Regions from separate parts of the Homo sapiens genome. Here all the other regions are linked to region 2. A link is a contact called in ENCODE Hi-C or POLR2A ChIA-PET data. All regions are on one chromosome and are shown on one strand. The core of a region is the stretch at or near the end of the contact, and the rest is flanking DNA. Distances in the headings are between cores, read along the strand shown.

What was found. A loop is a pair of places that touch in the nucleus more often than their neighbours do. ChIA-PET counts read pairs that join two places held with the same protein, here RNA polymerase II (POLR2A). Pooled maps may share reads with other maps.
Region 1: a map of ascending aorta shows a loop between it and region 2 (2.5-fold over the local background). The contact joins two enhancer-like sites. A Hi-C loop is called at or near these places in 8 of 168 maps with a recorded cell type or tissue (OCI-LY7, aorta, ascending aorta and 5 more) and 6 of 50 pooled maps. POLR2A ChIA-PET finds 5 or more read pairs at or near these places in 2 of 52 experiments (AG04450 and BJ).
Region 3: a map of ascending aorta shows a loop between it and region 2 (7-fold over the local background). The contact joins the promoter of SLC8A1 here to the enhancer-like site in region 2. A Hi-C loop is called at or near these places in 16 of 168 maps with a recorded cell type or tissue (OCI-LY7, PC-9, Right ventricle myocardium inferior and 12 more) and 20 of 50 pooled maps. POLR2A ChIA-PET finds 5 or more read pairs at or near these places in 3 of 52 experiments (AG04450, BJ and endothelial cell of umbilical vein).

The regions. Positions count from the first base shown.
Region 1 is chr2:40,433,683-40,436,483 of GRCh38, reverse strand. All of the region lies in intron 1 of SLC8A1 (solute carrier family 8 member A1), which reads left to right. Among named protein-coding and RNA genes, the nearest start is that of SLC8A1, 17 kb to the left of the region's middle. RefSeq lists an enhancer at 786-1,985. Within about 2 kb of position 1,448, at least 8 of the 41 ENCODE cell types and tissues checked have a DNase peak (open chromatin) inside an H3K27ac peak, as active enhancers do; they include ascending aorta, where a contact is called at or near this core.
Region 2 is chr2:40,280,076-40,282,792 of GRCh38, reverse strand. All of the region lies in intron 2 of SLC8A1 (solute carrier family 8 member A1), which reads left to right. Among named protein-coding and RNA genes, the nearest start is that of SLC8A1, 170 kb to the left of the region's middle. Within about 2 kb of position 1,397, at least 11 of the 41 ENCODE cell types and tissues checked have a DNase peak (open chromatin) inside an H3K27ac peak, as active enhancers do; they include OCI-LY7, ascending aorta, heart right ventricle and 2 more, where a contact is called at or near this core.
Region 3 is chr2:40,450,541-40,453,412 of GRCh38, reverse strand. It overlaps SLC8A1 (solute carrier family 8 member A1), which reads left to right and starts at 1,323. Exons shown (of 11, transcript NM_021097.5): 1 at 1,323-1,509.

The sequences.
Region 1 (2,801 bases), core at 199-2,698, 150 kb before region 2:
TCTTTCCAGCCCAAGAGTCTTTGCTCATGAGTCTGAATCATGTGTTTCCTCTCTTCCTAACACTGACATTGACTTTACAATCTGATTTTGAACTCTGCTCATGTTAGGGTGCAACCATTTCACACAGACAACATTTTTTAACTGCAAATGCTTAGGCCCATTTCCCAGATTCTGGTTTACCACTGGAGATTTGGTGAATCAGCACGTGACCCTGTGAGCATTACTTTACTCATTCAATAAGCAGATGTTGTGCATCTTCTAAGTGCCAGGCTGTGCTCTAGGAACTGGGAATACCTCAATGAAAAAAAAGAAATGAAAATCCCTGCCCTTAGAGAGTTGCATCTTTTGAAGAGAGAAAGACAATAAATAGAACCATTGAATAAAATAGATAGCATGTAAGAAGTAATAAGAGCTGGCCAGACGTGGTGGTTCATGCCTGTAATCCCAGCACTTAGGGCTGAGGCAGGCAGATTACCTAAGGTCAGGAGTTCAACATGGTGAAACCCTGTCTCTACTAAAAATACAAAAAAAAAAAAAAAAATAGCCGAGCATGGTTGGCAGGCACCTATAATCCCAGCTACTTGGCAGGCTGAGGCAGAAGAATTGCTTGAATCCAGAAGGCACAGGCTGCAGTGAGCCGAGTTCATACCACTGCACTCCAGCCTGGGCGACAGGAGCAAGACTATGTCTCAAAAACAAAAACAAAAAAGTAATAAGTGCTATCTCGAAAAATAAAGTAGGGGAAAGGGCCAACAGTGCATCTCATGAGTTTTCAACAACTTCGTTATTTTATATCCTAAGTCTATCTTTCCTTTTGTGACCACATTGCCTACCTTCACCCTAGTTTCTTCATTTCCTGGACAATTTCAGCGGGTATTTTTGGTCATAAGGCAGGGGCCTGACTTCTGTTTTGTGAGTTTAAGAGAAAGGCTTGAGCCTATGATGTGACCGCTCATAGCCCATCCCCTTCGGCACCTGTCCCAAAGTATTAAACAGCAGAGAGGAAACTTTCTTTGGAAGGGAAAATTAGGTATTAGTAGAGGGTCTCTGTGTAAATGAGGTTTTTTTTTTCCTGAAATCTGGCCATGGTCTGATAGCCTGAGGCTGGAGCCAGGGCAGTAATTTTCACTTTAGGTGAGATGGTCAGATGAGAAAAGCCTTCATCCTCTGGCATCATCTCTTTGTCTAGAAACATTTGGAAGTGCTTGCCTTGGTAGTGGATAAGGATTTATGGTTGCTTTAATGTTGCCTTAGAAACAGATTAATTGCTTAGCTTTGAGTCTTTCAGTCAGCAAGAATTACATAGAAGGGAATTCCAAGTACTGATGAAGGCCATCAAGGAGTTCCTTGGAATAACCCCAGCTGCCAATCAAGAGGATGCCATTAGGATGACTGTCCAATATATTGGGCTGTTAGGAATGCCAGCATATGCCTTTGCTCTGAGTCACGTCCTCCTTGGTAGTCAAAACTGGCTATAGCTTCCAGCAGGGAATGGTCACCGTGCTGCCAACCACTCTTCAGGCCTCTGCTCCAAAAGCTCTCCCTCTTCCTTTACAAAGCAGTTGGATCTATCTCTTGTAGATGTGGGTTTCTATTCCTTGTAGCTGTGACCTCTTCCTCCGACACAACTGGCTGGACTACTCACAGCTGGATATCTTTTTACCATCCTTTGTCAGTGTCATTTGGGTCTGTAATCTGTGGGTGATGGGTTGTGTGTTGTTTTAAAATAAATAGTGATCAGAAGATAATTTGGGTATTCTTGATACTGTGCTAAAGTCTCATTTCATGATGTAATGGATATTTTAAGTTAGTACTGCTCACAGTTGTACGAGTTGATCTGAATCCACCATAAAAATCAGCCTATACTTTGTATTGGTAAATTAAGGCAGAATATAAGAAAGCCAGGCAGCAAATCAACATATCCACAGTCTCTATTCTTATCTTTCTGCTTAATTTGTATGGAAATGTATATTTGAGGGAAAATGGGGAGAGTTTAGTAGAACTACTTTGAATCTGATGATAGAGGAAAGACCCCGAAAGAAAGAAAACAAAAGGATGAAGAAGGAACTCACATTTAGATAACATCTATTCCACATCTTCGTGGGCATTTGAATTTGGTATTAATTTAATAAGAAAAAGAAATTTAAGTCCAGAGAGTTCTTTCCAATTGCTTCATTGCCAATAAGCTACATCAGTGTGCTGTGTCCACTGTTCACAAATTATAATACTGCTCTCTTTTGAATATAATTGTAATGTTTTTAGTTAACACCGGAAGCCCCCTTCCTTTTTCTCTGATAATGATGATGGATTTTTACTGACCTGTCTACCTTTAGACATCTGGTGACCTTTTGGCTAAGAACATATTGTGGGATGTGGGCTAGGGAAGGGATAAAGGGCAGGGCTTTTTCTTGGCTGGCCCAGGAGATTGCCCTGACAGTGCATGCAGGAAGAGGTTGCCAGGCAATTGCTAAAAGACCAGATTGAAGGGCAGCTGTCTCTAGGAACATGCTAGCCCTCATGTTACATCACAGTTATTGATGCTTGTCTGTTTGAGTCTAATGCATAAGATAAAAGCCAGGCTATTGGAAACCTTCCACAAGACTTTTGCTAACTAGGCCCTCCTGACCCTGCATGGAAGCCAAGAGGCTTTCCAACGGGCTAGTCCAAGCCAACCCCAATAGTTCTCAAAGATTACTTCACACACTATCAGGGATGATATAATGGAGCAGTTAGTTATATCAGTCTTGGAAAAAGACCAGGGGTTGGGTCTTAGTTGAGGAGTTTACTGTCTGTATGACTTT
Region 2 (2,717 bases), core at 148-2,647:
GCATTTGGATACTTTTAATAGCTGTTCTCTGTTACTGGGCAGGACTGGACACAGAGAAAATGATGACACTCTTTAAAATTCCTGGCAATTATTTCCTGCAAGAATGAGATTCCTCCCCGGCCCCAAAAGCTACGTCATGTTTTTATTTCGGTACTAAACGGAGCAAAGGAGCGTGCAAAAATGAAACTGATGCATCTCACTTAGCATTGCAGTTAACGGAAAGGAAATCTCTTGAGAGCAAGGTCTATTTTTTATTTTTAATCTTGGGTAATAATAAAGTTGGCAGTCTGTATATGCCTGAGTGCGTAAACAAATGTACATAGGCAAACTTTCAAACTAGACATCCTTTGTATCAGTAAGATGGATGCTCAATGTCTTGGGTAATACAGAGATACAGAAGAGACAGTCTTTACCCTTGCTGAGTGTGAAAAGATCCTTCGTTTAGTAACTGTAACAACCATTCTTTTTATTGTGTTTTGTGTCTGGGGTGAGCAAGCTGAATTCTGGATTTTATTCCAGATCAGAAATTACTCCTTATTACTAATCCAGTCTTAAGGATTTACAGAATGTTTTTCTTTCAGATTTAGTTAAATTTCCCAGCATGCCTCTGAATGAGGTAAGAAACATACATGTCCTAGAAGAAAAAAAAAGTCAGAAAAAGTGGCATTTTACTGTATTTCATTATTTTGTTATTAGAAGGAGAGGACACAATTTGATACACCAGCATCAGTCATTAAAGGTACGCTCTTGTGTGGGGGAGCTGTGCTGAAGGGATAGAAGCCAGTAGCTAATCCACTGTTATACTTTTCTAGAAGAATAAACAGACTCCTGTGAACTACCAACTTTGAGTATTAGATTAGGATAAATCCAGGAGGGCTTTATTCCACCCAAAATTCAAGTGAAGACAGAGTCTTCAAAAAGCCCCAGGATGAAGAATCACTTCCTGAGAATCAGGGAACATTTACCTTTATTAACCATCATTAGCTGATTCCGGCTTACAGAAATTCCCCTGAGAATGGGTGTTGAAGTAATCACTGCTCTCTGCTCTACTTCCTTAAAAAGAAATCAGTTTTAAATGATGGGTCTTCACTCTTTCCAGACATTCCCAGCTCCACAGACTTAACAGCTTTTCTTTGTAAGTTGCCTGAAGGGAGCAGGGCTTGAAATCAAACTCATTCTCCATTAGACTTGCCAAGGCCCCAGGCAGTGCTGGGGAAAGGTAGCTCCCTTTGCAGCATAACTTTCACGAGTGCAAGTTGGGACTCAAGTCCTGAGACAGCTCACAAGCCCTGGCTGATTTAACTTGCCACTTTGTAGCTATTCTTGGCACATAGCCTGCATAGAGTTGGCCTATGAGACTTTTCTCTGTTTATAGCACCTTTCAACTCAGGCACTGAGAATGCTGACCAACAGTGTTGCTTTTTTTGTTCTTATTGCCCTTTCCAGAAACTATGTAAAATGGAAAACAGTTCCCATTTCTCTCATTCCAGCTGTGCCATCTGAGAGCACATTTCTCAGAGCACCCCCCCAACCCTTTTTTTTTAAATACATGACCACAAAAATGTCTCAGGAATGAAATTCTTTGAAAAGCTAAGACTTTCTTCTGCCCCATCCCTGGTAAACTCCGTTTGTTAATAAGTGCTACCATGGGTGCTTTGGTGAAGTATGTTTCACAGGTGACTCTTGTGAAATCTTACTGTCATTCATTGGCTCATTCCATCAAAACTAAGCAGGCAAGTTATAAGTGCAAGACAAATGGGAGGTACAAAGATGTATCAGCCTGCTTCTAGTAGGCTACAGTCCACCAGGAAAGATAAGCAATAAAAATTCATTCTATTCATGCTAACAGAAGTACAGACAACGTGCTGAGTTACTGTATAAAGAGATTGATTAATTCTATTTGAGAGAACTGAAGTCATGTTTTACCCACCTCTGCTTTTGCACAAAACATTCTTCCTGCCTAGAGCACCTTTGCCTGGCTATTGTTACAGGGTCTTCAAAGACTCCATTCAGATGTCACCTCTTCTTAGGAGCCTTTCTTGAAACTTTTGGTCTGGATTCATTGTCTCTTTTTACTTCATTTCTGTATTTATATCTGTGACATCATATATTAATTATTGATGTGTGACCTCTTTGCTGAAGTGTAAGACCCCAGAAGGCAGGGATTCAATCTTTTATTTCAGCATTCCCAGTGCCTGAATGTCACTCTGCTTTCAAAGAAAATGATTAATAAATGAATTAGTTAATTTAGCATGATGGTATTGCAATTTGTGTGCTTATCAGAGTTTTATGATTGAAGGCAAATGTGATATTTGTATATTTTGACCACCAGTGTTTTACATCAAGAAAGAATAGTTATCCAAAAATGGAATAGATATTTCCATGTACTCATGTGAAAAATTATCTGTGGGGCTTTTCAGAAAATGGGTTTTTGTTACTTTTCCATTAGGACAGATGTTTTATCCTGTGACAGAATGGTAAAATTAAATTTCAGGACTTTTAAGGAAGAGAAAACAACCTTTTTTTTTTTTTTTTTTTTTTAGTGTTTATTTCCTCAGGTTTTATCATTAGATTCTTTTATAATGGCAGACATTCATATTTTAGAGTCATATTTTAGTCAGGTTTACACTATCAATATTCATGTCTGTTTTTGCAATCCAGAGATAATCTTTAAAAGCAGAAATCTATCTAAAAGGCTAGGGTTTAAAGTTCTTTTC
Region 3 (2,872 bases), core at 74-2,573, 170 kb before region 2:
CACTGTAAGTATGGGGGGACGTCTCCACGAAAAAAAACTAACTTTCTGCCTTGTGCTCTGCAGGTCCCTCCTTCTCCCACCTTCCCCAAGTAGCTGCTCCTGACCCCCCCACACACCTTGGCAAACGACACCAGTGGCCGATAGCAACTGGTGTTTTAAAAATACTAATTTGGAGCCCCATTTGAGACCTACAACGGGAGAGTCTGCATCAGATTCGGCCTCAGATTCTACAGCATCTGACTACATTCCCAGGTGTGTGTGATGCGCAGCCAGGTTTGGAAGCTAGTGAACTCCACAGTAGGTCTAGCCTTTCACCACGTGAAGTCATTAAGGGTTTGTAAGAATGAATGAGCTGTCAAGAGAGGAAAGGCCTGGTGCAGTGTTCCTTTATTAATTATGAGGAAAGTGATTTATTGGCAATGATAATGCTTCTCTTGGAAAGGGCAAAGAATGGTTCGTCGATTGCTGCATTAGGTTTTTTCCCACTCAACCTTAATGCTCGGCTTTTACTCCTCACTGTAGTTTAAAACCAGCACGCCTTTCACACGAAACAGACTCTGGGTCTTTATTCCCAGGTGAAACGCATCTTTGAGGGAAATACCAACACAGAGACTCTGTCCCAGTTCTTGGCCGGGGGACACCCTCCCCCGAATATCTCTGTTTGCTTGTGTCAGCATCTAGTAGCCAACGTATAGTTGTGCATATCTGATACGTAGAAAAACACAGGGTGAGGATTAAAAAAAAAATCATTGATATATGCCCAGATCCTTTTGCTAAAAGAAAGCTTCCTTTAGCAGAAGGGCAGGAAGTGAGGGAAGAAAGATAGTTGGATTAACAAAGTCAGAGGTGAGAAACGGGTAGGCGAATTGGGGGTCAGGGTTCTGTCTGCGGAAGAGAAGAAGAGGGTTCAAAAGAAAAGTTGCAGCGCCTGTGTGCGCGTGTCATCGATGGGCTGGGTGCGAGAGACAGCGCTAGCGCGCGGCCACAACGCACTGCGGGGCCGAGAGCCGGCAGGAAATCGAAAAAGCTGCTCGCCGGCAGAGGCTGGGAGGCTGGAAGGGCTCCCCACCCGCTCGGTGCTCCAGAAACGCGCCGGCTTTGCCCCGACGCGATCGCCTGGGGAGCCCAAGGGGCGCGCAGGGGGCCCCGGGGCGCCCGGCAGCCGCGGGGCCGAGCGCGCGTGTGAGCGAGTGCGAGGCTGCGGGCGGCGGGCGGGCGAGTGTGCGCGGGAGGGAGGGGGAGCGCGCGCGCGCCCGGGCCCCGGCCCTCCCAGCCTCCCGGCCTCCGCGCCTGCCTCCCGCCCGCGCGCACCGCTGCCCGCTGCCGCGGCTCCCGCTCGCGCCGGCGCTGCACGGTAGTCAGCCCGCCGCCGCCGCCTGCTTTGTGCTTCCCACAGAAGATGGGAGCGACCTCTTCCTGATCGGGAGCTGTTTAAAAGGAGGGAGTGCGCCGTATTTTCTACTAGCGTGGAGGAACGGAGGAAGAATCCATTCACACTCCCCAAACCAGGTAGGATCTTATGATGGACAGGCAGAAGGCATTTAGTCAGAGACCAAGAACTATTTTCCATTTGCTGCTCATAAGGCTACACTTCCCTCTGCTTTGGCAAACGAGCGGCTTCTAAATTTGTGTGTGTGTGTGTGTGTGTGTGTGTGTGTGTGTGTGTGTGTGTGTGATGTGGTGTGTGCGCGCCTGCACATTTTTCTGGGTGTCCGCGCTTCCCAGAGTGAAATTGCTCGGGCTGGTGCGTCTGGGCGTGAGGGTGCCTGCCTGCCTGCCAGTGCAGGCTGCCGGAGGAAGAAAGGGCTGCTAAGGAGAGATGCTGCACCCTGCACCGCGCTGGGCTCTGAGGATTCAGGGCGCGAAGAGCTAAGTCCACCCCGAATGCAGAGCTGCTGGGGATCCAGGCGTCCCCACCCACTGGACTCTTCTCCGCGGACATCCCTCCTTCCGGTAATCCCTGGGGTCTTTCCCCAAGGCCACATTTCCGAGCCCCCTGTTTTCCAGCGGGCGTTGGGTGCTCATTCACCACGGACTGCGGAGAGGAGGGAGGTGTGGCGGGGCAGAGACAGACGAGGAAGAAATGTAGGGGGTAGCAGGGAGTGGGCTGCGGGGTCCACGTCTCTGGGCACTGTGCCGTGGTGTGCTTTGGGGATTCTGCACACACAGGCATCTTTCCCCAAGAGATTGGAAGGGAACTTTGCAGCTGCATTCTCTGCCTCTGGAGCTTTGCTGGCTCTTGGGGGAAATGGTCTGTGTTCTGAGATGTGAAGATATCCTTTTTGGCTCCTCCTTAATGAAGAAGAGGGCGGTCTTATAGCTGGACAGCCGGCCAAAGAAACCAAATCCGCCCAGGCGATGCTCTTGAAAATACAGTACGTGTGCATCCTTGATTCTTTAAATCCACCCCCTGCATCACCCCCGCCTCTTCTCTATCCCCCCCACCACCCCGTGGATTCTGTTGCTGTTTGATGAATGGCTTGGGCTGGCAATTTGTATTTCCCTCTCCAAAGTGGTAGTGGTTGAGTTGAGAACAGGGGTGATGAAATTTAACAAAGCATTTTTAGAAGAGAGCAATGTGCATGTTGTACGCAGTCATTGGAAAGTCATGCTTTGCGCTAGGTATCCTTTTGAAGCCCCCGAACCTGGCTCTCCTGAAGCCGCTCTCTCTCTCTCCTGCTAGTCAGCTACTAGTGGTTGTGAATATAACAATACAAACTTTGTCCTGCTGGAGGTGTAAAGACTAAAAAGAGAAAAAAAGGATATCAGTGGGAGGTGTAGTGGAAGAAGCTTTTTAAAAAATGACAGATGTGGTGAAGACAGTACAAGCGTCCTGATCATGGAGGAGCCTCTAGCTGAGTAGGTGGAGATT